Regions from separate parts of the Homo sapiens genome. Here region 2 is linked to region 1. A link is an interaction called in ENCODE POLR2A ChIA-PET data of the cell type or tissue named here. Cell type or tissue: Panc1. All regions are shown on one strand. Links, peaks and the distances in the headings refer to the core of each region. The heading gives the core; the rest is flanking DNA. Region 1 holds the start of NCMAP (non-compact myelin associated protein). Region 2 overlaps NIPAL3 (NIPA like domain containing 3).

The links. ChIA-PET counts read pairs that join two places held together with the same protein. Peaks named below come from ENCODE experiments on the same cell type or tissue, not always from the same donor. Only the 100,000 strongest peaks of a DNase experiment are listed, where the experiment ranks them.
Region 2: POLR2A ChIA-PET joins it to region 1 with 5 read pairs; 3 of 35 experiments call an interaction of 5 or more read pairs at or near these places.

Annotation. Positions count from the first base shown.
Region 1 is chr1:24,550,387-24,567,121 of GRCh38, forward strand. It overlaps NCMAP (non-compact myelin associated protein), which reads left to right and starts at 5,701. Exons shown (of 4, transcript NM_001010980.5): 1 at 5,701-5,783. It overlaps NCMAP-DT (NCMAP divergent transcript), which reads right to left and starts at 5,638. Exons shown (of 3, transcript NR_109781.1): 1 at 5,430-5,638; 2 at 1,502-1,662. It also overlaps the pseudogene RPL26P8. In Panc1, for the core only: no CTCF peak of the experiment used is centred there; a DNase peak (open chromatin) is centred at 8,835; H3K4me3 peaks cover 1,050 bases.
Region 2 is chr1:24,470,074-24,481,450 of GRCh38, forward strand. NIPAL3 (NIPA like domain containing 3) reads left to right here. Exons shown (of 12, transcript NM_020448.5): 12 at 1-2,903. Among named protein-coding and RNA genes, the nearest start is that of RCAN3AS, 27 kb to the right of the region's middle. RefSeq lists an enhancer at 11,108-11,217. In Panc1, for the core only: no CTCF peak of the experiment used is centred there; no DNase peak of the experiment used is centred there.

The sequences.
Region 1 (16,735 bases), core at 5,250-13,249:
GTCCGAGTTCACCCAAACTTGGTTTCTCACTCCCTGGATTACCCCATTTCCTGGGCCTTTAGAATTACTGTAAATGCTTTCATTTAACACAATGTCCATCTATAATACTATAATTAATCTTGATATTTGCACAAGGGTGTATGCAAATATCAAGAGTAATTACTCTTTGTGCGTGTGCATGTGCGTGTTGTTGTTGTTGTTTTTGAGACAGAGTCTCGCTCTGTCGCCCATGCTGGAGTGCAGTGTTGTAATCTCCGCTCACTGCAGCCTCCACCTCCCAAGTTCAAGCGATTCTCCTGCCTCAGCCTCCTGAGTAGCTGGGATGACAGGCACCCGCCACCATGCCTGTCTAATTTTTGTATTTTTAGTAGAGACGGGGTTTCACTATGTTGCCTAGGCTGATCTCAGACTCCTGGGTTCAAGTGATCCGCCAGCCTCGACCTCCCTAAGTGCTGGGATTACAGGCGTGAGCCATCATGCCTGGCCTACTCTTTGAAAGTAAGGTTATAAACTCATTCATGCTCCACGCCTTTTGGGGTAGGCAGATATCACTATCCCAGCTTCCCTTTATTTTTCTCCAAAGCACTTATTACTTTCCAACATGCCATATCATTGGCTTGTTTATTTATTTATTTGAGACAGGGTCTCACTCTGTCACGCAGGCTGGAGGGCAGTGGCACAATCACAGGTCACTGCAGCCTCAAACTCCCAGGCTCAAGTGATCCTCCCACCTCAGCCTCCTGAGTAGCCAGGACTACAGGCGTGTGTCACTACGTCAGTCTAATTTTTGTATGTTTTGTAGAGGCAGGGTCTCTCCATGTTGCCCAGTCTGGTCTTGAACTCCTGGACTTGAGTGACCCACCCTCCTCAGCCTCCCGAAGTGCTAGGATTACAGGTATGAGCCACGGCACCCAGCCTGGCTTCTTCATTTTTGTTGTTTTTCTCCCATCAGAATGCATGCTTCATCAGAGCAGGAATTGTCATCTCTTTTATTCATCACTGGCACACAGCAGGCTATTGGTAAATATTCACTGAATGAATGAATTATAGAAGAGGAAACTCATGTCCAGAGAGGTTAGGAGACCTGCCTGAAGTCACACAGCAAGTAAACGGAGTAGCCATTAGATTGCGTCTTCTCTCGGTGTGTGTTTTTTCTGCTCTCACTCTGGGATTCCTAGGGTGACTGTGATAGTAGGATAGACCAAGGAGGTACCAGGGGAGGAGGACTCAGCAGCTGAGATAGCTGCGAATGGGCTGACTGCCACCAGGAGAGCACAGGTTCCTTGCCAAGGTGAGGAGGCGTGGCTTCCGCTGATGGCAGAAGGACTTAAATTAATTTACAGCTTCCTATTTTCATTCTGAGAAGTTTTTCCCTTGTAATTACCAACAAATGGTTTGCGCTAACGCACATTCCTAAAAATGTAGCATAAAAAATGAGGAAGCTGTCAGGTAATGACCTGGGCTGGCTGTTTAAAGGCACACTCACGATTATCAGACTTACCGTGGAACTGGATGAGGCCTCAGAGACAAGGCCGTCCAACCCGTCATTTCACAGATGAGAAAACAGAGGCCCGGGGAGATCAGGTGGCTCGCAAGGAGATTAGACCCCTGACCCTGCCCCCGTCATTCTCTTGTCTTCTCATCCTCCATCGCCAGATGCTCCTAGAGGTAAGATGGGAATTAGACCACATGCAGGACAGCAGCGCTTGGGAAGGGGCTCTGGTCCTCCCCTGCACTTCACGTCCGCCCAGCACATGTCCATCTGGGATCAGCCACATGACACACTGCACTACGAGCCCTGTAGGTCATTTAGAACCTTGGCCTGTGTCTTGCGGCCTTTGCTGCTCCCTCTACTCTCTGCCTACTTAGTTGAAAAACAGGGAATTGTTTCAAAATCAATTGGCCTAGGTATGTTTGCCTCCTCTCCCTCTCTCTCTCCCTCTCTCTCTCTGTACTAGATTAAACAATGTGGACTTGGGTTTCTCTGGACTCATGATTCTCTGTGCTTCGTCTCCTCCCCTGAAATTGCATTCTAATCCCACATGACATTTGGCTGGTTTCCCCAGCAACCATCTCAAAAGCCATAAACAGCAGATTAAGGCTTTGAGGGGAGACATGAAAGACTGGACATGCCTGGCCAGGAGATGAAAACACAGCCGCTCAAAGGCTAGTTTGTAGTTACATCTTCTGCTAATAAGAAAAGGAAGGATAACTGGTTGTCTCTGGGTATTTTCCACGTGGAAGCAGCCGCTTTTTGTTATTTTAAAATCCCCCAGCACCTCAGACTCCATAGGGTAACATCCGAAACTGGAGTGGTTTGTTGGGTAATTTTTTCTTTTTTTTGACATAGAGTCTCGCTCTGTCACCCAGGCTGGAGTGCAGCGACGTGATCTCGGCTCACTGCAACCTCTGCCTCCTGGGTTCAAGTGATTCTTCTGCCTCAGCCTCCCGAGTAGCTGGGATCACAGATGTGCGCCACCACGCCCAGCTATTTTTTTTTTTTTTTTTTTGTATTTTTAGTAGAGACAGGGTTTTGCCATGTTGGTCAGGCTGGTCTCGAACTCCTGACCTCAGGTGATCCTCTCACCTTGGCCTCCCAAAGTGCTGGGATGTTGGGTAATTGTATAAGCAATTTTCATTGACTAATAAAACTGATTTATATATAAACATCCTCTTTATTTTAAAAATGAAAAATCACCACACTTTTTTTTTATTCCATTAAATTGCTTTCAAAATCTTTTTTTTTCCCTTTCTCCTTTTTTTTTTTTTCTTTTTTTGGAGAAAGGGTCTAGCTCTGTCACTCAGGCTGGAGTGCAGTGATGCGATCTCAGCTCACTGCAGTCTCTACCTCCCAGGCCCAAGTGACCCTCCTACCTCAGCCTCCCAAGCAGCTGGGACTATAGCCATGCACCACCATGGCCGGCTAATTTTTAAAATTTGTTTTGTAGAGATGGGACCTTGCCATGTTGCCCAGGTTAGTCTTGAACTCCTGGACTCAAGTGATTCTCCTGCCTCAGCCTCCCAAAGTTCTGGGATTACAGGCGTGTGCCACCGCCCCCAGCCTGTTGCTTTCCTTAATTGCAACGGGAAACCCTCCATGGTTTTCCCTAGTCCTTGGAATAAAATCCTTACTCTGACCTGTAAGACCTTGCATCTGATCTCTGCCTGCCTCTGACCTCATTCTGTCCACTCTCCCTGAAACCACCCCTGGCTTTGGTTGCTATACTGGCCTTAGGATCTTTGCACAAACCAACCTGCTGCTTCCCCCACCCTATCCCACCCTGCTCCCTTCTAGAGTGCTCCCCGGCCCCAGCTCCAGCCCCTCCTCACCTGCCTGCTTGTCCTTTGGGTCTCAGCTCCCCTGTCCTCCCCTGGCAGATAGGTTTCTGTGGGAGCCCCTGCCCTCCCACCCATAATAATCAATGACACCATATTATTATTTCCTTTAGAACTTTTCAGATGGTCTCACTATTTTGTTACCATCTTTTGTGCTTGGGTCATCTGTCCCTTCAACCCCAGCCCCACTGGAAGGTGAGGTCTACAGGGCAGGGAGGGGCCACCACTGACTCTGCCCCACCTTGCAAAGTGCCTGGCCTATAGTGAACACTCTGTAGCACTTAATGAGTGAATATGCAGCGCGATGAAGAGCCTTTTCATGCTTCTGCCTCCTGGGCTTGGCTGGTGTCTCTGACCCTGGTTATGGGAGGGCTGGTGCAAGGAAGAGCTCCCTTCCCAAACCCCTTACTGTCGGTGTGCACAAACTCATTCTGACAGGGCAGGTGTCCTGTGGCTTAGCCAGCCTGGATTAAGGGACAAAGCAGAAGGTGGGCTTGAGCCATAGATAACAGAAGGCTGAAGACTACCAAACCCCACAGAGAAGGACCTAAGACATCAAAGTCCCCCTTCCCAGCTCCTGCCACTTGGCATAATCATTCTCCCACTTACCTGGCACTTCACAAGTGTGATCTCATTTCTAATCCTCACCGCAACTATACTGAAGTATCTTCTCTTCATTTTACAGAAAGAAACAGTCTCAGAAACTACTCCCATCTTGCGAATAGTAAGCAGTGGAGCCAGGATTTGAACCTGAGACCATGCACTGGGGGCTCTTGCCCCCACAAACAAACCTGGAAAAACTTCCAGAAGCATCCTGAAGTGGCCCCCCCCAGTGCCATTTACTGTGGAACTCAGGCCTCAGGGCCAGAGCAGGCTCCCACTGGACTCCTCTCCCCACATTGTGGCCTCTCCCTGTAACCAGGTCTGCCTCCCCCACAACAGGGAAGCTCTTGAAGCCATGGATTAGCACCATGCTCCTTAAAGACCATACTCAAGTGTCTCAAGTCTTTGATGAGAAAGTAGAATTACAGGATTATACTCTCAATCAATATTTGTTAATACCACCTTGCAGCTGGGCATGGTGGCTCATGCCTGTAATTCCAGTACTTTGGGAGGCCAAGGTGGGAGGATCGCTAGAGCCCAGGAGTTAGAGGCTGCAGTGAGCCGAAATCCCGCCACTGCACTCCAGCTGGGGCAGGAGAGCAAGACCCAGTCTCCATAAAATAAAATGGGTTGGGAGCAGTGGCTCATCCAGCACTTTGAGAGGCCAAGGCTGGTGGATCACTTGAGGTCAAGAGTTGAAGACCATCCTGGCCAACATGGTGAAACCCTGTCCCTACCAAAATATATATATACATACACACACAAAAAAATTAGCCGGGTGTGGTGGCATGTGCCTGTAATCCCAGCTACTCGGGAGGCTAAGCCAAGAGAATCGCTTGAACCAGGAGGCAGAGGTTGCAGTAAGCCGAGATTGTGCCACCACACTCCAGCCTGGGCTGCAGAGTGAGATCCTGTCTCAAAGATAAATAAATAAATAAATACTACCTTGGAGTTTCCTATAAAAATACGTGTTTTCTTCCTATAAAAATCTTAGTTCTTAGCTGAGGAGAGTTTGAAAGCATCTCACAGGCACTGAGCGGCAAGGCAGTCGGCCCAGATGCAATCACTTTCTGGAAATCAATTGAAAATAGAACCGGGAAACCAGCCTCCACTCCTGATACTGTTACTAACCTGCTATAAGACTTTGTGCTCACCTTTGCTTCCTGGGCCTCAGCTTCCCTGTTTCTGAGAGAAGAGATCCCCTCTCCGAGATCTCTTCCCGCTTTCTATAAATATTGATTGAGTACCCGCTGCCTGCCAGGGATATCGCCCTGGGCTCCTGGGATACAGCTGGAATCTCGACAGCCTGGGGAGGAAGGAGCCTTTGATCCTACAGCGGCAAGAGTTCTTGACACTTGCCGGCTGCCAAGCCTGTTTCCTCCCGGTCTAACGTTCTGTGGTTGTCTGAATCTCCAGCTGCCCCTCAAAACCTTCAATCAGATTAGCGCCGTGCTCCTTTAAAGACCCTACTCAAAGTGCCTGGAGCTCACCTGGGTGTGTTTGTGAGGCCCTTTCCCTCTCTTTACCCCGCGGAGGAGTCCGACCTGGAAGCCTCCTGCTGGACTTCTCTACTGGACTGAGTGCCCGGGAGTGCCAGAGCCAGTCCCAAAAAGGACCCAGGAGCGGGGACACCACGGGGAGGCGCCGCCACTCCAGTGTGCGGGACCCTGGCACCCCCGGCGCGTTCTCCGGCCTCCCCAGGATCACCTGCACGGGGCGGGGCCGGGGGCGGGACGCCCCGGGCGGGGGCGGGATCCCAGGGTGGCAGCGCCGGGCGGCGGCGGGGACCCTGGCTGGGAGCGCGGCGGTGCCGGCGGGAGGCCGAGCGGGGCTCGACAGAGCAGGTAGGAGGCGCCTGGTCGCCGGGGTTGCCCGGGGCTGCGGGGAGCGAGGAGCGGTCCGGCCCAGGTGCGGTGGCTTCCTGTCCACCTGCCGGCCGCGCTGGGCGAAGGAGGGCCCGGGGGTGGGGACGAGGGGTCCCCAGTCTCACCCCCACATCTGTTGGAGGAAGTGCCTGGGGTCTGCGCGGGAGGGCGTTGGTCCGGGGTGGTGGGAGGGAGGCTGATCATCTCCAGTGGGTCTTGGAGACGAGGTCGTTTCCTTGTCCCCTCCCCACCCAAGCATCTGGCGGAGGGGCCGAGGCTCGCTGGAAGAAAAGGGAGTCGACCTTGACCCGGCCTGGAGATAAAGGAACTTTTACCCACTTGGGGCCTTATCCGCCCCATCTGTTAAATGGGCGCCTTGATGGGTCTGCCCTATGCAGAGGCCCCTCCGGAAGATCTGCGATTCAGCGAGATGAAAACCCACGGCAGAGAAGGAGCCCAGGGCCGTAGTTTCCATCCACAGCACGTTTGGAGGGGCTCGGGGGTCGCTCATCCAGCAGCGCTCCTGAGGAAGGATGCAGAGACGGCTCCAGTCCTCTGGGTATCCTTGTGGGAGGAGATGGCTGTGTCAAATATGAAGGCTGGATTAGAGAGACCAAGGCAGCCCTTGAGTCTGGGAGAAGATTCTGGAAGGCCCCTTGGAGGAGGTGGCATCTGAGTGGGGCAGGGAAAGGAAAGGTGGTGGTTAGGGCAGCGCTTTGGAGTCCCTGCTTTACCCCTCAGCCAAGGCCGTCCAACAGTCTCGGGCAAGTCCACACTTTTCTCTATGTTTCAGTTTGATGTGCTCCTTAAATGAAACAATTTCTCTGACAGATTAAATCAGATAACTCATAAAGTGTTTAATACAGGGTGGGTATATAGTAGGCACTCAATGAACATGAGCTATTAATGTCTGCTAGCAGCTGCTTGGGGGCAGGGATGATGCCTATTTGGTTCACCCTTGTATCCCCAGCACCAGCACGGTGCCCAGCATGCAGTAGGTCTCAATACATATTTGTCCAATGAATGAATGAATGCATATGAAGTACAATGCTTGGCACAAATAGTGAATTTACAGATGGCTGGTTCTAAGAGGTGGGTATGGATACTAGAGACAGTGGTCTAGGTGGATGGAACAGTTATAAGCAGAAGCCAAGAGCAACAGATTATAGGCACCCCCTCTTATGGTGCATGTGTGTATGTGTGCATGTGTGTGTGTGTGCGCTTGTGTGCATGTGTGTGCATGTGGGTGTGTGCACGTGTGTGCGTGTGTGTGCGTGTGTGTGTTGGTGGTGGTAGTAGAAAGTGACAGGCACAGCCAGAGCACCGGGATAGAAGAGGGCACATAATACCCTGGAATCCTGAGTCCCATCAGCCCGTGGGAGTGGATGATGGGGCAGGAACTCTAGGTAGGCCAATACCTTTACTCATGTCCTCTAAGTGGGGAGAGGGGACAGAAGGGCAGCCAAGAGACACCAAAGGACCATGAATGCCTGGTGGGAGGGGAGGAGGAAATGGGAAGGGGGTTCCCATGACCCCTTCATGGCCTGTGGCTTTCTTCACCTTGTCCCTGCTGGGCTCTGTGCTGGCTGGGGCCGAGATGAGCTGTGGGGAGGCAGCATGGTGCCAAGCCAGCCAGCCGCGGCGCGTGCGGTGAGCTGGGCATATAGTGAGCTGGGCTTGAGGAACTGGCTGGGCTCTGTGGGAATCTAGTGTAGTGGTTTCCTATCAACAGCTTATCCCCTGGGCCAGTTCCTGGGCTCCGTAGCACCATGTGGACTATGGCCATTCCTGCCTGAAGTCAGGAAGGAGCTGTGTCCTTGAGGTAGAGCCACTCTAAGCAAAGCTAGTTTCAGTTTTGTGACGTCCTGGCAGGCAGCTGCAGTGGGTTTCCATCTCCCTGGGTTGACCACGAATATGTGAGAAGCAAAGTTCTAAAGTGCAGGTGGAGACTGGAGGAGTACATGAACAGTTGGGAGGCGCTGGACCCCCTAAGGGGGCCAAGTTCGAAGCTTCTCCTTGTAGCACTTTCCATAATTGCCAACAACCCTTGTTTAATATCGGTGTTTTGCCCTAAGCTCTAGAAAAGCAGGGAGCAAGGCTGCCTTGCTTCTCACTTTGTCCCCACCTAGCATGGTGTGTGGCTCACAGGAGGGGCTCAAGGAATCTATGTGGAATGCATCCACCCAGGCTGAGGATGGAGCTTTTGGCTTTGAGAGAGGAGATTCCGACAACACTGACCATGAGCTTCTTGTTTCATCGTGTGGTCCCCCCACTGTCCCCATCCCCTCTCTCACATTTTGTACCTCCACCCTTTCTCCTGCCATCATCAATGCCTTTTCTCAGAGAAGGATCTAGTGCTAGACATTGACACATGAGGGGAGGCCTCACACTATGTCACTGTTCCCTGGGCTCCCAGAGGAGAAAGTGACGTCCAAGCTGACCCCCCCTCATCCTGTTGCTCCTGGGACACAGGGTCATAGTGTGTTAGAGGTGACAGGATCTCTACAGGGAGCGGAGCGCACTGTCACTCTCAGGGTTTGCAAACCAGGATCTGGACGTGATGTTCAGGGTCACGTAGAGTTGGGGAAGACCATTTCTCCTAACTCCAACAGCTTTCCACACTCAGTAAGCGGTGGCGTTCTCCAGGAATTGTAAATGCAGCAACACTTCCCTTTATTTTTCAGTCATCCAATAAATTGGGATGAAAGGTTAAAAAGAAAAGAAAAGAAAGGTAAAGTGGATTTTAAGTTGCCCAATAAACTCTTTTAATTTCTTAAAAAAAAAACCTCATGTATGATGAAAAGAAAGACCCCAAATTACATCTATTCACCTGACTTTTAAAAAGATATATATATTTGATATTGAAGAGAAATATCCAAAACAGAACTTCTGTAATTTGGGCTAAACCTGTTGCTGGCCAGAAGTGCCTGTGGTAAGATGTCCACTTTGCATGCTGCTGTCCAAGGGCCTCTGAAGTCAGCCCGGAAGCAGCGGCCGGTTTGTTTGTCCTGGACAACCTCCAAGCCTTGTTCTAGTTCCCCTATCGGTTTCCCCATCTCCATCCATCCAGTCTCCTGAGGCAGTCATTGGCATCTCAGCCACTGGAGTCCCGCTGTTTGCTTTGGGACCTAGCAGGATGGATTTCTTGCTGTTTACACTGAAAAGAATTCCTAATCAGAAGTATAGATCCTAGGTGGGCAGGAGGCGGCAGGAAGAAGGAAAGGGGCTGAGCCAAGAAAAGAGCCAGCAGTGAGTCCTGAGCAGGGCAGGGGTGTGGGTGAAGCTGAGGGGGCGGAGCCAGAGGGGGAGCTGGCTAGTGGGGCTGGACCTTCTCATGTGGTTTGAAATTCCCCGAGGTAGTGGCTGCAGTTTAGTCTAAGGAAGGAACAGAGGGTGTGCCAACCTCTAAGACAGAGAGGCCTGTTCTCTAGCTGGGCTCAGGCCTTCTCCGAAGGGCCTCCTGCCTGGGCTGGACACATCTGAACTGTGGGGGCCCTTGCGGGGCTGGTACCTGCTTGGGGCCTCTGGGCTTGGAGGGCTTTGCTCCAAGTAACAGCCCCGAGGAGGCAGAGATGAGCAGGGCGTTAAGCCCTGTACTCTGCCTCAAGCCACATCACCTCTCTGAGCCTCAGTTTCCTAATTTAACCAGAGACGATAGTACCCTCTGCAATCATCTATTAAGAATTTGTGGCCGGGCGCGGTGGCTCACGCCTGTAATCCCAGCACTTTGGGAGGCCGAGGCAGGTGGATCACGAAGTCAGGAGATCAAGACCATCCTGGCTAACATGGTGAAACCCTGTCTCTACTAAAAATACAAAAAATTAGCCGGGCGTGGTGGCGGGCGCCTGTGGTCCCAGCTACTCTGGAGGCTGAGGCAGGAGAATGGCGTGAACCCGGGAAGCGGAGCTTGGAGTGAGCCGAGATGGCACCACTGCACTCCAGCCTGGGCGACAGAGCCAGACTCCATCTCAAAAAAAAAAAAAAAAAAAAAAAAATTTGTTTCCCTTTGCCTCTGAAGAAACTTGTGTCTGGGGAGCTACCTTTTGGGGCAAACAACCTCAGGATTTAAAAATTCGTCCCACAATTCACTCGTCATTGGTTCATTCATTTGTTCATTCACTCAGCCCACCTCTTCAGGGCTTGCTGACACCTGCACTGGGAATTCAGAAAGAGCTCTTTTTGCTGCCTGTCTGGTTTCGTGCACACCCTGGAACACAGTGGCCTTGCTTTGAAGTTTTCATCTGTTCCTCCACCTGGGGTGTTTCCTTAGTCTGTCGTGTAATAAAAAACAAATGTGGGCCCGGGGTGTTGGCTCACGCCAAGGCAGGAGGATCACTTGAGCCCAGGAGTTTGAGACCAATCTGGCCAACATAGGGAGACCCTGTCTCTACAAATAACAAAAACTTTAGCAGGTGTGGTGTTGTGCACCTGTGGTCCCAGCTCCTCGGGAGGCTGAGGTGGGAGAATCACATGAGCCCAGGAGGTTGAGGCTGTCGTGAGCTGTGATGGCACCACTGCACTCCAGCCTGGGTGACAGAGCAAGACCCTATCTCATAGAAAAAAAAAAAAGCAGTTGTGCAACTTTTCCCCTCGCTGCTGTGCCCAATCCCATGACCCTCATGGGGGTTTCCTAAGGTTTCAACTTGCAGTTCATTGAGGAAAACAAATGGTTAACTTGCTTGCGGAGAGCTTCTTAGGTGCCCACACAGTGCAGAATGCTATACAAGCCCTGGCCCTTTAACACCCCCAGAGATGAGTATTATTGTTCCATGGTGCCCTTGGGGATGCATTCTGACTTCCCTGAGCCTGGGGCGATTTTGCCTTCATGGGACCCATGCCCCATAAGAAATATTTAAAATCATCCCGGCGCAGTGGCTCATGCCTATAATCCCAGCACTTTGGGAGGCCGAGGAGGGCGGATCACCTGAGGTCAGGAGTTCAAGACCAGCCTGGCCAACATGGGGAAACACCATCTCTACTAAAAATACAAAAAAAAAAAAAAAAAAAATAGCTGGGCACGGTGGCGAGCACCTGTAATCTCAGCTACTTGGAAGGCTGAGGCAGGAGAATCACTTGAATGGGGGAGGCGGAGGTTGCAGTGAGCCGAGATCGCACCACTGCCCTCCAGCCTGGGTGACAAGAGTGAAAGTCTGTTTCAAAAAAAGAAAAAGAAATACTTACAGTGATATTTATATGACTGCATGGGTATATCAAAACATCTTCTTCAACCTGAAAGTCGCTTTTTCCTCTGGATTTTAAAAGAAATAAAAACATTTTTTGTGGGACCCTAAAAGTAATCTGGGCATCATGCCACCTGCACCTAATGGAGACGTGGGTCCTCCAGCTAACAAGCACAGGGATGAAACTCCAGCCAGGCCCTTCACTGTGGAAGCTCTAACCTCACAGTACTGCCTTGAGCAAGAAAGAAGGAAGGGAGGGGCCGGGCGCGGTGGCTCATGCCTGTAATCCCAGCACTTTGGGAGACTGAGGCGGGCAGATCTCCTGAGGTCAGGAGTTCCAGGCCAGCCTGGCCAACATAGTGAAACCCTGTCTCTACTTAAAATAAAAAATTAGCCAGGTGTGGTGGTACACACCTGTAATCCCAGCTACTTGGGATGCCGAGGGAGGAGAATCGCTTGAACCTGGGAGGCAGAGGTTGCAGTGAGCTGAGATCATGCCACCGCACTCTACTCTGGGGGACAAGAGCGAGACTTCGTCTCAAAAAAAAAAAAAAAGAAAAAGGAGGGAGGGACAAAGAACTGGAGAAGGAGACCAGTTATCCAAAATCTGAACACCTTTAATGATATTAATAGTTCTTGCTGGAAAATGAAACTTGGTTTTTTGTTTCTTTGCCTTGCTGCTTTTTACCTCAACTTTTTAAGATCCATGCCTACTCAATCCTCCTTCTTTGAAATTCTGAATGTTCTGCCTCCTAAGGGTAACTGGTTTGCCCAGAGGATGAAAAGCAATTCATTTATCTTTTTTCTAAGCAGCTCCAAGTTCCTACCTAATTCCCAGTAACAGCGTCATTCGTCACAATAATAACAAGAATAATTAACATTTTTGAGAGCCTTTAATGTGCCAGGCATTCTACGAATCACTTTGCAGCCTTGTCTCCTGATAAGCCTCAGGAACCCTATAAATGAGTGCTATTATCATCTCCATCTTGCAGATGAAGAAACTGAGGCTTGGAAAGACTAAGTGAGTTGCCCAGCTGGCAGTGCCAACATGGATCCACGTCTGTTAGTTTGTTGTCAGACTGTAACCTCCCTGAGGGTGAGGACTGTGCCCGGTTCCCCACTGTCTCCCTATCACCCAACACAATGCCCGCTACATACCAGCTTTCCATGTGGAATGAACAAATGCTTGACAGACCCCGGAGCCTGAACTCTTACCCTTTCCACTATTCTGCCCTTCAGGGAAACTCACCTGCTTCAGGTCCCCTGCTCTTTGTCTTGAAACAATCACTGCCTGTCACTTTGGTGCAGATATTGGCAGCTACAGCCATGCTGGAGTGAGGAATTATAAAAACAGGCAAGGGATCAGGCATTGACTTCTCCACTAATGCCCCTACAGTCCCACCCCCACACCCACCCCCAGCTGGGGGAAACTCCCAAGCAGAGTCTACCTCCTGCTGAGCCTGCTTCTCTCTGGGAACTTAAAGGTGAACTTGGCAGAGTGCCAGGCAGAAAAGCCAAGGAAGCTTCCTGCCCTGGGGCTCATCCCTTCCCCCTCCTTATGCCCTTTCTCCAGGGCACATTACCAGACAGAGAGCTGGCATCCCTGGGGGGGGACAGGAACTCACCTGCCAAAATAATTAGACACTTGAGAAGTGCAGCTACTACAAAAGAAAGATAAATCAAACCACATATGCCATTCAGAGCAGAATTACCGAAGCAGATGGACCAAGATTTTAAAGTAAAGCATGATTATACTTAAGGAGATAAAGGAAGAAATTCATGAAATAATACAAGAACAAAAAGTCACAGGCACTTCCCTTTCTCAGCTATCACTGAAGCAACGGTGGCCAAAATGAAATTCAGTGACTTGGCCGGGCAAGGTGGCTTGCGCCTGTAATCCCAGCAATTTGGGAGGCCGAGGCAGGCAGATGACCTGAGGTTGGGAATTCAAGACCAGCCTGACCAACGTGGAGAAACCCCGTCTCTACTAAAAATACAAAATTAGCTGGGCGTGGTGGTGCATGCCTGTAATCCCAGCTACTTCAGGAGGCTGAGGCAGGAGAATCACTTGAACCTGGGAGGCGGAGGTTGCGGTGAGCCGAGATCACGCCATTGCACTCCAGCCTGGGCAACAATAAAGAAACTTCTTCTCAAAAACAACAACAAAAAAAAAAAAAAAAAAGAAAGAAAAAGAAATTCAGTGACTTCTGAAAGTCAAGAAATCTTTGTGACTCTCACAAGAACCATAAGCGGTATTTTAACGCAGCTTCCCATATTTACAGGAAGATTATGTCTTCTTTTTCCAAAGAGCTGAGACAGAAATATAATGTTCGGTCCATGCCCATCTGAAAGGATGAAGAAGCTCAGTTTGCACAAGGACACTATAGAGGTCAGCAAATTAGCAAAGTAGTCCAAGTTTATGGGAAGAAATACGTTGTCTGCACTGGACATATGCAGCGGGAGAAGGCTGGCCATTTGCCCCAGCAGGGCTCTTAACCCTGAACAAAGACTGAGATCCTTGAGCCAAAAGCTAAATCTCACCAAGTAGGAACAGAAAAGGCCAAATACAAGGAAAATGCAATTGGGAAGATGTAGGAATAAAGTAATCTTACATACATCTTTCATTAAAAAACTGCTGCAATGAACAGGAAAAAAAGTCATAAGAGAGAATCAAGCCAAAACATTAGCTATGAAAAATTTAAGATTTAAAAAATAAAAGACATAATAGATGGCCTGAATATCAGGATGGATACAACTGAAGAATTTGCGAGTAGATAGGATGATCAGATTGAGAATTATCCCCAAAAGCAACAGGGAAAGAAACAGAGACAACACATAGAAAAGAGAAGCTGAGAGAGGCCAGGCGCAGTGGCTCACGCCTGTAATCCCAGCACTTGGGGAGGCTGAGGCAGGCAGATCATTTGAGATCAGGAGTTTGATACCAGCCTGGCCAATATGGTGAAACCCCATCACTACTAAAAATACAAAAATTAGCTCGGTGTGGTGGTGGGCGCCTGTAATTCCAGCTACTCGGGAGGCTGAGGCAAGAGAAGAATCACTTGAACCCGGGAGACTGGAGGTTGCAGTGACCTGAAATCACGCCACTGCACTCCAGCCTGGGCAACAGAGTGAGATTCTGTCTCAAAAAAAAAAAAAAAAAAACAAAAAAAAACCTGAGAGAGATGGAGAGTATACGTATGATTCCCAAAAGGAAAGAAAAATAAAAGTGGAGATGAGGAAATAAATAATTGACGAAATAATGGAGATTTAAATGTTCCAAAAATGTTTTTTAAATGAGTACAGATTGAAAGAGCTCATAGAGTAACCAACAGTAGAAAAGAATAAGGAAAAATTCACACATAGGTATCAGGGGGAAATTAAGAATATGAAAGACCAGGAAGAAGAGCAGGGAGAAATAACAGATGGCGTACAGAGGAACAAGAACTGGGTTGGCATTATTCTTCTCAACAGCAATACCCGATAAAGTCAAAGAAGTGATGTCACTAGTAATTTAAAAAAAAGAACTCTTTCAATCCAGAATTTTAAAGCCAGCCAATTTGTCATTCAAACATGAGGTCATAATAAAAATATTCTTAGGCAAATAAAGCCTCAGAAGGTGGAATACACAAAGACCCACATTGAAAATACTCTTGCAGGAAATAAATAATGAAAGAAATGTTCAGGAGATCCTGCAAGAACTGTGGGAAGTCAGGCTTCAGTGCAAGAAATAGAAGCAGTATTTGGCATTTTAGGCAGGAGGGGATTTTATACACCTTTTTTTTTTTTTTTAATGTAGGAAAGGCTAGAGGCTCCCAAAATACTGCAAAACTGGCCAGACTGGGGAGCTACAGCATCTGCCATAACCAGGAAAGTGGAGGAATCTCAAGGCTGCCCTGGAGGTTGAAACTGAACTTGACAGGGAACTGTTGAATTCAAGGACACATACATCCTGGATCCAGGGACCTGGAAGCTGATACACTGTAACTGCCCAGATATTGGAACCCAGAGTCTGGGTACCAATGTCACTGCAACACTTGTTCTCTTTTCAACAAGGAGAGAGTGAGTCCTAGGCTTGGACAGGTTGGGAGGTGACATTGTCTAGCTAGAATTTAATGACATTGATCTATTTCATCTAATTTATTTCATTGTTACCTTCTATTAATGGCAAGTGACACTGGCCATTTTTAGAAGTGATAGAAGATTGTGTGTGTGTGTGTGTGTGTGTGTGTGTGTGTGTGTGTGTGTTTTGAGACAGTCTTACTCTGTCACCCAGGCTGGAGTGCAGTGGCGTGATCATGGCTCACTGCAGCCTCCACCTCCTGGCTCAATCAATCCACCCACCTCAGCCTCTTGAGTAGCTGAGACTACAGGTGCACACCATCATGCCTGGCTAATTTTTGCATTTTTTTTGTAGAGATGGGGTCTCACTCTGTTGCCCAGTGATATGGTTAGGCTTTGTGTCCCCACACAAATTTCATCTTGAATCATAGTCCCCTTAATCCCCACTTGTCAAGGGAGAGACCAGATGGAGGTAATTGAATCATCGTGGTGGTTTCCTCCATGCTGTTCTCGTGATAGAGTGAGTTCTCATGAGATCTGATGGTTCTGTAAGGGGCTCTTCCCCTTTCGCTTGGCACCTCTCCTACCTGCCACCTTGTGAAGAAGTTACCTTGGTTCCCCTTCTCCTTCCTCCATGACTGTAAGTTTCCTGAGGCCTCCACAGCCATGCTGGACTTCGAGTCAGTTAAACCTCTTTCCTTTATAAATTACCCAGTCTTGGGCAGTTCTTTATAGCAGTAAGAAAACAGACTAATGCTCCCAGGCTGGTCTCTAACTCCTGGGCTCAAGTGATCCTCCCACTTCAGCCTCCCAAAATGCTGGGATGACAGGTATGAGCCATGCGCCTGGCCATTTCTGACATATTCTAGTGGTCTAAGCAGTCACAGGGCCCACCTAGCTTCAAGGGAGTGGAGAAATGGACTCTGCCTCTTGATGTGGGCAGTGGCCGGGTCACACTGCAGGAGAGAATATGGGATGGGAGATATTATGAGGCTGTCTTTGGAAACTGCAATTTGCATAGCTGGGAAGCACTGGTGGGTTTTGGAGACAGGAAATTGCTCATTCTGCCTGGCGGGGGAAGGGAAGAGGAGACAGGGGCTGGTGGAATAAGACTGAGGCAAGTTCATGGAAGACCTTGATTCCCACAACAGATCATTAGAACTTTATTCTGTAGCAAGTTGGAAATGATCATTGCTTTTGGAACAATGGAGAAACTGTGCAGAAAGCAAAGGTCTGTAATTCTAATTCCTTCAACAAGTGGCTCCCCAGGGAAGAGGCTGGAGGCTTCTATTCCTTCACAGTGACATATCCCAGCCCCACAATGGCATAAAAAGCACACTGCCTCAAATCCACTAAGCATTTATTAGACAATTATTGTATGCTGGGTGCAAGGCCAGGCTAGGCACTGTAGAGGTGAGTCTATGATTCATAAACCTGAATTCTGGAAATTCCAGTCCATAGCTTCTAGATCCCCTCTTGGATGCCTCATGGCCCAAAAACCCTTTGCCAGGACAAATATCCTGGTTTTTTACTAGAAAAATATCCAAGTCCAAGCAATGTAAAAGTACAAAGGAGGCTGTGACTTGTCCCTTGAGTCTGCACAGAGCTGAGAGGGGCTGTGATGGTCCAGGCCCCGAGCTCAGGGATCCGGACCCCAGAGAGTTAAGCGTATATTCGGAGCCAACCCATCCT
Region 2 (11,377 bases), core at 3,368-11,367, 82 kb before region 1:
CAGAGACAGCCTCTTCACCTGTCCTCCGTCTCTCCATTACAGAGCCACAAGCCAAGCTTGAGTTACTGGTTAATTTCCTTGAAGTCAATAGAGACTCTCTGGGTCCTCATCCCCATGCATATATGTCTGGGAGAAGCAAGCATTCTCCAAAACAGGGCTGTTGCTTTCTTCCTGGCCGCATATGTGACTGTCTTCCCCTAGACTGATGGTATACTTTTGAGAGGGGCGGATAAAGGTTTGCAAACTTTAATGGGCATAAGGATCCCCTAGAAGCATATGTAAAATGCAGATTCCTGCACCCCAACTGCAGACACTGTTAAGTGGGACTGGAGTGGGGCCCACGGGTCTGCATTCTTAACTGGTACCACCAGTGATTCTGATGCGATGCTTCAATCCCGAGATTTCACATCTGGAAAGCCTAAGAATTTACAAAGATGTTCTGCTAAAACCCCCAGGGCCCCATGCAGTCTTGCTAGAAAATTTCCTCCCTAGGGTTCCTTTGGAAGGTTAAATACTCCCCATAGGATCTGTGGCATTTCTCCATCCAATGAATACTACTTAGAGCTACACTCACCACTTCCCTAGACAGCCTTTAATAGGCATGATAACAGTGTTAATAGACCAGTGTGATAGATCACTTATCTTTATGGATTGTGCTTAATACTGATTTAGTATCTTGACTCCAAAAACTGACATCTGTTGTCTGTGATAACCACTTCTGTATTGCGTCTTAACCACTTCTGTATTGTGTGGTCTTAACTGCCTAAGGCGGCAATGGGCAGTGGGCCCCTTTCCCTTAGGATGGGTATCAATTCAACAATATTTATAAGGCATTTACTGTGTGCTAAGCATTTGGAAGACCCAGGCTACAAAATAAGACATAGTTCCTGCCCTCCAGGCCAGCAGAGGGAGGCACAAATACCCAGGAATCTCTGATGGGTGTGAAGTGCGGTCGTGGGCCACAGAAAATGACCGTCATGGAGACCCTGCTAAAGGTCGGACCCTGAGCCCAAAGGGGTATTCAGAAGTGGAGATGATTTTGGCCCCACTCATAGATGGGTGGCAAATCTAAGATTTGTATAAAGCATATAAAATAGGGTGATCACCCCCGAGGCAGAGGGGCCAGCATTTGCAAAGGCACAGAGCTAAGAGGAGCTGGGCAAAGAAAGGAAAGCCAGGGAAGGTGGTGGGAGATGAGTCTCAAAGCTAAGTAGTGGAAGCTGGGCACAGTGGCTCATGCCTGCAATCCCAGCACTTTGGGAGGCCAAGGCTGGAGGATCACTTGAGCCCAGGAGTTTTATATCAGCCTGGGCAACATAGCAAGACCTCATCTCTGCTAAAAATTAAAAATAAATAAATTAGCTGGGTGTGGTGGTGCATGCCTGTGATCCTAGCTACTCAGGAGGCTGAGGTGGGAGGATCGCTAGAGCCCAGAGAGCCAAGGCTACAGTGAGCCATGATCATGCTACTGCACTCCAGCCTGGGTGACAATGAGACCATGGCTCAAAAAAAAAAAAAAAAAAAAGATAAGCAGTGGAGGCCGAATCATGGAGGGTCTTGAATACCTGGCTAAGGAGTTTAAAGTGTATCCAAGAGGACGTGGGAGCCACTGATGGTTCATGAGGAAGAGAAGGGCAGGACCAGCACTGATTGAAAAGGAGGGCTTGTTCAGTGTGGAGGAAGAATCAGAAGGGGGAATAAGTTACCTTCTCCGAGCCTGCAAGAACAAAAAACAAAAAGCAGAAATTAAAATCAGGTTTCACTGCTATTTATATATTTCTCCTTTCCCAAATGATTTTTCTAAAGCTGGGAGTGGAGGCAGGAGGGAGAAACAGAAGGTGAGCAGGGAGGCTATTTAGATGTGTCAAACCCGGGTGATCATTAATAATTTGGGCATATATATGCTCCCAAACTTACTCTGCCCCCTTCCTTCCCTTTTTTTTTTTTTTTTTTGGTATGGGCCTTTTAGGCTTGGGCCAGCCAGCTTTCTTGAGATGAGTGAATAAAAGCGTATTGTAATTTCATGTCTGCTTCAGATCATGGGGACAGTGCCACCCAGGAACTGCTGCTGAGGCCTGGGAAGCTCCCTTGCCTTCGGGTTTGGAGCAGTGGCATCATCCCACCAACCTGAGCCATGAAAGGGCTGAGCAGAAAGTTAAATGGTAGTTTCCTGACTGGAAGCCACACGTAGGTCACTTGAGTAGTCAGGAAGCACAGTGGGTGTGGAGCCATCATCTGTCTTGGGCTGGTTCCTCCCAATCTTTGTCCAGTGGTATAAATGGACTGTCTGCTGATGGCCATACGCAGCACTGGCTGTTAAGATGGGGAAGGGGTACATCAGGATTCCACTCATAGCCCTGGTTCGTTATTGTTACTCATGGCTCTGACGTCCCCAAGCCCTCTTGAATGTTGCAAGCAATGTTAAATATCACACCTCGGTCTCCTTTTGAGCAGCCCAGGTACCTAAAGCAAGGTCACCAAACTTGGGTTTAAACTTCAGTTGCCATCACAGCAGGGTTCAGGTTATGCAGTTTTTGCAGTGTGGAGTTGAACGCTGGGTAAAGAAGGGAGAGCTGACTCTCCATTGCTTTTCTAGTGGAAACCAGCCAGTTTGACGGCACGGTGCGGATACAGGACTCCATCAGGCTAGTGTTGGGGAACCAGCCCGGCAGCCTTCCATGTGAATTCCAAAGCTGTTTCAACACTGGCTGATAGGCAGACAAAAGGTTACTTGTGTGTTTCTCTGAGAAGCGGTGTAAATGAAGTCACCTTAGAATATATTCTGTGCGGATGCTTATATTTTGTTAACTTCACGACTTATGGCATGTCTTATTTAAAAAAAAAAAAGTACTAGGTGCAAATAACATTATGAAGTGGTATTTAATTAAAAATCCATGCAGTGACAGCTGAGTTCGTGTCTTATGTTTGGCTAATACTTCCTAGAATTATCTAGAACAGTACTGTCTAGTAGAACTTTCTGCGATGATGGAAGTGTTCTATGTCTATGCTGCCCAACATGGTAGCCACTCTCCACAGGTGGCTGTTGAACACTTTAAATGTGGCTAGTGCAACCAAGGAACTGAATGTTTAATTTCATCTAATTACATTTCCATATAGTTCGTATATTAACAGTACAGATCTAGAGATGCCCATTATTGCAGCTGAGGCTCACTTGAGCTTCCCCTGCAACCTTCACCGTGGTTAAAAGCACAGACTCTTGGCCAGGCACGGTGGCTCATGCCTGTAATCCCAACACTTTGGGAGGCTGAGGCAGGCAGACCACCTGAGGTCAGGAGTTTGAGACCATCCTGACCAACATGGAGAAACCCCGTCTCTGCTAAAAATATAAAATTGGCCAGGCATGGTGGCACGTGCCTGTAATCCCAGCTACTCGGGAGGCTGAGGCAAGGAGAGTCCCTTGAACCTGGGAGGTGGAGGTTGCGGTGAGCCAAGATTGCACCATTGCACTCCAGCCTGGGCAACAAGAGGGAACAAGAGTGAAACTCCATCTCAAAAAAAAAAAAAAAAAAAGCACAGACTCTCTGTCTACACTGCTTGGATTTGATTCCTCTCTCACCTGTTAGCTGTGTAGCATTGGGCAGGTTACTTAACCTGTCTGTGCTTCATCTGTGAAACAGGAATAACAGCATTATTAAGGATTGTTTTAGGATTGGATGGGTTAATAGATGTAAAGTCTTAGAACTATATTGAGCATCCCATCAAGGCATTGTATTATATTGAAACAATGGGGTTTTTTTCTCTTTATTCTTTTTTAAATTATATAATGAACACTTTTGATCTTAAGTATTTCTAAGCACATATGTCTCTTCATTCCAAGTTTCCAATTTGCAAAGGCAGGTGTAGTATGGTACCTATATATTTATTTGTACAGTCACAAAAATAAAATACAGAGTCATATATACATACTCATATATTAAGCACTTACTGTATGCCACATGATATATTAAGACCTCATATTTATATCTCATTTCTCCTTTATAAAAGTTCCATGAGGTAAATTTTAATCATATCCTTTTACAGATGAAGAAACTGAGACTGACTGGGCATGGTGGCTTATGCCTGTAATGCCACCACTTTGGGAGGCCAAGGTAGGAGGATCACTTGAGCTCAGCAATTTGAGACCAGCCTGCACAACATAGCAAGACCCCATCTCTACTAAAAAAAAAATTAAAAATTAAAATAAAAATTAGCAGGCATGGTGGTGTGTGCCAGTAGTCCCAGCTACTCAGGAGGCTGAGGTGAAAAGATTGCTTGAGCCCAGGAGACTGAGGCTGCAGTGAGCCATGATTGCACCTCTGCATTCCAGCCTGGGCAACAGAGCAAGACCCTATCTCAAAAAGAAAAGAAATTGAGACTCAGGTCTCATAGCTGGTGAACAGCAGAGCCAGTATTTGAGCCCAGGACTGCCTGACTCCAAAACCTGAGCTCTTCCCTCACTGTGCTGCCTCTCCTGGTGTGGGCAAACAGGATTTTAATGGGAGTAAGGTCTGCCATGGGTTAGGACATCACCTTTGGCCCAGTTTCAAAGGAAGGTGCAGACTTGAAGGACAGAAGCTCATTAGCTGAGTCTCTGGGGACCACGTTTGCAATGGTCCCACCTGCAAACCAGATGAGGGAATAAAATTCAGTCTACCGGCCAGGTGCGGTGGCTCACGCCTGTAATCCCAGCACTTTGGGAGGCTGAGGCAGACAGATCACAAGATCAAGAGATCAAGACCATCCTGGCCAACATGGTGAAACCCCGTCTCTAATAAATATACAAAGATTAGCTGGGCGTGGTGGTGCACGCCTGTAGTCCCAGCTGCTTGGGAGGCTGAGGCAGGAGAATCGCTTGAACCCAGGAGGCAGAGGTTGCAGTGAGCCAAGACTGTGCCATTGCACTCCAGCCTGGCCACAGAGTGAGACTCCATCTCAAAAAAAAAAAAAAAAAAAAAAAAATTCAGCCTTTCAGAGACCTGGAGGGAATTTCAGAATCATCCACAACTCTCAGACTTTATTTCATGAAACAGTACAATTTTAAAACAGAGATTGACAAAGAGTTACTGTTTATAGTTAATCTTGTTCTCATTAATTTTTTGCTGCTTATTCAGTGGTTATTTTTATTAGTTTTTACTTTCTGGTTTTATGAAATAAAATATTTAGATTGAGATTGGCAAAAGGTTATGTCGTTAATCTTGTTCTCATTAATTTTTTTGTTTATTCAGTTTTTATTTTACTTTTTGGTTTCATGAAATAAAAATTTTTAAATAGAGATTGGCAAAAGGCTACTAACTCTGTAGCTAATCTTGTTCTCTTTAATAGGTTTCTTATTAGTTTCTCTACAAAATCAGCTTTCTTTGTTCAAACAAACAATAAAAAAGGAAACAAAGTCCAAGGCTTGCTTAAGAAAAAGACGATGTTTGGTGCAGCAGCACCATGTTCTGTCATGACCTTATTAAATGTCAAAATGCACCAAGCAGAATATTAAAATTATAAATATAAAGCAAATGCAAGCCAAGAAACAAACATTTTCCCATTGTGATGCCATAAGGTATTCAGGTAGGAGCATAGTGCTGTGAAAGCTGCCCAGGTGTAAGGAGAGAAGATTCACATGGCAGTGAGAGCATTGCTTTCTGCCTTCTCCAGCTTGTACTGAAATGTGAGGCACTCTAGAAACTTTGATGCACTTAATTCTCAGGATTACTTTTTAAGAAGTTAAAAGACGCAAAAAAAACCAGAAAGCCCTATCTTTAACTCTCCTGTTTGTCTTTTAAACAATAGCGTCAGAAATACAGTTATGCGGTTGTCCCTACACTCTGATCTTACAAAGCTCAGCTGTGTAGGTCTCCTGGGATGATTCAGGAAACTAGATAGCAATCTCTTATATTGTCTTATAATTATGAAAATATCTTCTATCAAAATTGTCAAGTCACAAATGTCTCTTTGTAGGAATGAGACTAAGCATCTTTGCATATGTTCATGTACTTTTTTTTTTTTTTTTTTCCGAGACAGAGTTTTGCTCTTGTTGCCCAGGCTGGAGTACAATTGTGTGATCTCGGTTCACTGCAACCTCCGCCTCCCGGGTTCAGGCGATTCTCCTGCCTCAGCCTCCCAAGTAGCTGGGATTTCAGGTGTGTGCCACTATACCTGGCTAATTTTTGTATTTTTAGTAGAGATGGGGTTTCACTATGTTGGTCAGGCTGGTCTCAAACTCCTGACCTCAGATGATCCACCCGCCCCGGCCTCCCAAAGTGCTGGGATTACAGGCATAAGCTACCACGCCCAGCCACTATTTGTTTTTTTTTTTTTTTGTAAATTGTCCATAGGCTTTGCTCACCATTCGATGGTTCTTTTGGTTTCTTATTTATTTGAAAGTGCTCTTTGGTATCAATTAACCTTTTCTCTGTGATAACACCTACAATTATTTCCCCCCGGTTTGTTACTTGCCTTTTGATTTGCTTCTAGTATTTATTTTTACTATGAAAGAGACTTTTTCTTCTGTGTTTTTTGTTTTACATATAGTTATGTCTATATAAATATGTTATTTACTTATATAAATATTTGTATTACACAATCGAGTGTCTTTTCTTTTATAGCTTCTGGATTTTGAAACATAGTTTGAAAGGTCTAACTTACTCCAAGATTATAAAAGAATTCCCCACGTCATCTTTGAGTCTTTTTAGTTTTTTTTTTTTTATGTTGGACTTACTAGACAATAGTCTGGTTGTGTGTTTACATCTGAAAGCCATTGGAGTTTATTCTGGTGCACAGTTCAAGGTATGGATCCAACTTTATTCTGCTGAGATAGCTACCAAGCTATGCCAATACCATTTATGGAATAGTCCAATTTGCCCTGAAGAATTGGATGCCACTTCTATAATACACTAAATATCTATAGTTTTGGGACTTGCCATTCTGTTCCAGTGGTCTGCCTATACATTCACCAGTAACACTGTTCCAATTATCAAGGCTTTCCAATATGTTTCCAATCTGTTTGGGCAAGTCTCAGCTCCTTGCTCTTCTTCAAACTTATTTTGTCAAATCAGAACATAGGAAGGAAAAAAAAATACCCTACTATCCTGTCATTTCATTTAAAAAAGACATTAACACCAAAACAGTAAGAAGAACAAAATCTCAGATAATAATCCTTTAAACTGAATAATTTAGCTTTATGAAAAATGTCAGACATTGTCATTATTTGCCTATTTTGCTGCAAGCCGGTAAGATGAGACCAGCATTGTAGAGCCACGCTTGGTCTTGGTATAGGTGTAAGGAGAGGGAGGGCCACAGAGAGGATGTCACTGGCTAGTCAGTTGCAGGCTCAGAACTTTAACTCAGGTCTTATGATCTCTGGTCTCATCCTCTTAACACCGCCTACATTCTAGGTCCACTACCCTTTATTGAGCTTTCACTCTGGGCAGGCACTTTACATACTTTATGCATTTTCTTCTCACAACGGCCCCACAAGGAAGCTGTTCAACCCCTGTTATATGATACACATGTGGAAACGGAGGTTCAGGGAAGTTCAGTAATTTGTCCAAGGCCACCTGGTGGGTAAGTGGCAGAGCCTGGATTCAAACCTACATATGACTGATTTCAAAGTCTGTATTTTAAAAAAAATTTCAGTCCTCTATGTATCAATAGACTATTATTTTAAATTCTTTATTTTTATTTATTTTTTGCATAGAATGAAACTTCCTTGGGTTCTGAGTAGCATGACAGCTATTAGCTTGTCAGTCTTCATAAACTCCCTGGGCCAGGCCATCTGTCCTTTCATTGATATACGTAGTGTATCATTTCTTTTTCTTTTTTCTTTTTCTTTTCTTTTCTTTTATTTTTTGAGACGGAGTTTCGCTCTTATTGCCCACGCTGGAGTGCAATGGTGCGATCTCAACTTACGGCAACCTCTGCTTCCTGGGTTCAAGCGATTCTCCTGCCTCAGCCTCCCGAGTAGCTGAGATTACAGGCGCCCACCACCACGCACAGCTAATTTTTGTATTTTAGTAGAGACGGGGTTTCACCATGTCGGTCAGGCTGGTCTTGAACCCCTAACCTCAGGTGATCCACCTGCCTCTGCCTCCTGAAGTGCTGGGATTATAGGCATGAACCACTGTGCCCAGCATGTATCATTTCTTTATTTTATTTTATTTATTTATTTTGAGACAGGGTCTCACTCTGTCACCCACACTAGAGAGCAATAGTGTGATCACGGCTCACTGCAGCCTCGACTTCCTGGGCTCAAGTGGTCCTCCCACCTCAGCCTCCTGTGTAGCTGGGATTACAGGAGGGACCACCAGGCCCAGCTAATTTAAAATTTTTTTTTAATTTTTTTAGAAAAATTTAGAGACAGGATTTGCCATGTTGCCCAGGTTGGACTTGAATTCCTGAACTCCAGCAATCTGCCTGCCTTGGCCTCCCAAAGTGTGGGATTACAGGCGTGAGCCACTCTGCCTAGCCCAGGTATGTATCATTTCTTAGGCAGTCATGTCCATCAGGGTCAAGTCAGGAGACAGAAGCCACAGCAGTTATTGGAACAGAAAATTTAACATAAATAATTGTTAACTAGGGTTGGATGCAGTGGCTCACGCCTGTAATCCTAGCACTTTGGGAGGCTGAGGTGGGAGGATTGCTTGAGCTCAGGAATTCAAGACCGGCCTGGGCAACATAGTGAGACCCTGTCTCTACAATAAATACATACATAATTGTTAACTAAGTATACATTTTTTTTTTTACAAGGTAACTGAAAGGGTGAAAGAGGGCTAAGGTATTGTGGAGAGGACACTGTCAGAAGCTGCCACCCCTAGGGCTGGGGGAAGACAGGTAACAGGTTGGAATCATTAAAATGCAGGTGCCTGGAGGAGGGGCCCTGTGGAGCTGAAACTCAAGCACTGAGGAGGCAGCCTCACTAGCTGATGCTGTGTCTCAGCTTAGAGGAGAGGCCCTATAAAAAGGAGACCCAGGCCAGGTGCAGTGGCTCACGCCTGTAATCCCAGCACTTTGGGAGGCCGAGGTGGGCAGATCACCTGAAGTCAGGAGTTCGAGACCAGCCTGGCCAAGATGGTGAAACCCCATCTCTACTAAAAATACAAAAATCAGCTGGGCGTGGTGGTGTATGCCTGTAATCCCAGCTACCTAGGAGGCTGAGGCAGGAGAATTGCTTGAACCCGGGAGGTAGAGGTTGCAGTGAGCCGAGACTGCACCACTGCACTCCAGCCTAGGTGACAAAGCAAGACTCCGTCTCAGGGAAAAAAATAAAAAAAAGGAGACCCAGACCCATGAGGCTCTGGATGAGCCCTGGAGACCACAGATTGAAAAAGAGACACTCCCTGACCTTAAGTGGGAGAGAAAACAATTATTTAACCATGCCAAGAATATCTGTTAGTGGTTCCTGTTCAACATGGCAACCTAGGCACACACATTCACCTCCTCTCTGCCCCAGAGTGGCTCTGAGCTCAGACAGTAAGTGAGAAGAACAAGTGTGCTATGGGCAGCAATCTGGATTAAAGGGAAGACTATTTATAGGTCCTGTGGACACAGAACAACATCAGCCCCAGAGGGAACCCTAAGAATTACTCTAAACAGCGGAAGATGGCCAGACGCGGTGACTCACACCTGTAATCCCAGCACTTTGGGAGGCCAAGGCGGGTGGTTCACCTGAGGTCGGGAGTTTGAGATCAGCCTCGCCAACATGGTGAAACCCCATCTCTACTAAAAATACAAAAATTAGCCAGGCATGGGAGCACATACCTGTAATCCCAGCTACTCGGGAGGCTGAGGCAGGAGAATGGCTTGAACCTGGGAGGCGGAGGTTGCAGTGAGCCAAGATCACGCCATTGCACTCCAGCCCGGGTGACAGACTGAGACTCCGTCTGAAAAAAAAAAAAAAGAGTGGTAGATTTGGCTGTGGACGGCCCATGGTAGGGATATTGGAGCAGCAGGCAAGGAAACGAATGGACCTCCAGCTCTGTTCTGTCGGGAGACAGACCTATGGAGAGCTGGAGCCGAGTCCCATGTCCTTCAGCAGATGTCTTGTCCCAAGGCAGCCAGCAGCTCCATGCTCATGCACCTGAGGAGGAAGCCGATGACCAGGCCTGCTCACTTCCTCCAAGATGAAAATCCCCCCTCACATTCAGGGGATGATGGTACGCCTTCGGGTAAACAAATGCACACAACTGCAAAGGAAATCTCTAGTAAGTACTGTAGTTCTTTATTTATAAATGGGATTGTCCACCAAGAATCGCAAGACATTTGAGGAAATTCAACAGCTTGAAAGAGAGAGACTAAAATGACTGAGGCCGGGCACAGTGGTTCACACCTACAATCCCAGCACTTTAAGAGGCCGAGGCGGGAGGATTGCTTGAGACCGGGAGTTTGAGACCAGCCTGGGCAACCTGGTAAAACAATGCACACAATGCATGGTGCATGAGAGGCCCTGTCTCTACAAACGGTGAGACCCTGTCTCTACAAAAATACAAAAAATTAGATGGGCATGGTGGTGCACACTTGGAGTCCCAGCTACTTGGGGAGCCGAGGTGGGAGGATCACCTGAGCCCATTGATATGGAGGCTGCAGTAAGCCATGATTGCACCACTGCACTCTAGCCTGAGCGACAGAGCAAGACCCTGTCTCAAAAAATTTAAAAAATAAAATAATTGAGTTAATATAAGAATGGCAGGATAATGCAGACAGGGCAGTGGTTCATTAAATTACTTTCTCTATTTTATGTCTACATGAAGTGGTTTTTGAGACTGAGCTCCGCTCTTGTCACCCAGGCTGGAGTACAATGGTGCGATCTCGGCTCACCACAACCTCTGCCTCCCGGGTTCAAACGATTCTCCTGCCTCAGCCTCCCAAGTAGCTGGGCCTACAGGCATACGCCACCACGCCTGGCTGATTTTTGTATTTTTAGTAGAGATGGGGTTTCACCATCTTGGCCAGCTGGTCTCGAACTCCTGACCTCAGGTGATCCGCCCACCTCGGCCTCCCAAAGTGCTGGGATTACAGGTATGAGCCACTGCGCCCAGCCTATGTGAAGTTTTCATAGTAAAAAATGAAAAGTAAGTGTCACTGAGCACTTACTAGGAGCTAAGCACTGGATATACAGTGGAGAAGGAGAGAGAGTGCCCCTCCCCCATGCAGAGCAGTCAGAAATTAAAGCAAACCACATAAAGTGTGGTGAATGTTATAACTGAGGGAGCAATGACACTTCACAGTGTCAGGACGAAGCAGGAAGCGAGAGAACCAAGAAAGGGAAATGGAAGCTGTGGGGGTGGCCCTAGCAGTGACAGAGCAGGCAGTGTATCTTGTGCCTGGAGGCTTTCCTTTCCCCAGGACCCAGTGCAAAATGAAAATGGAGGGGCCCTTAGTTCAAAAACCA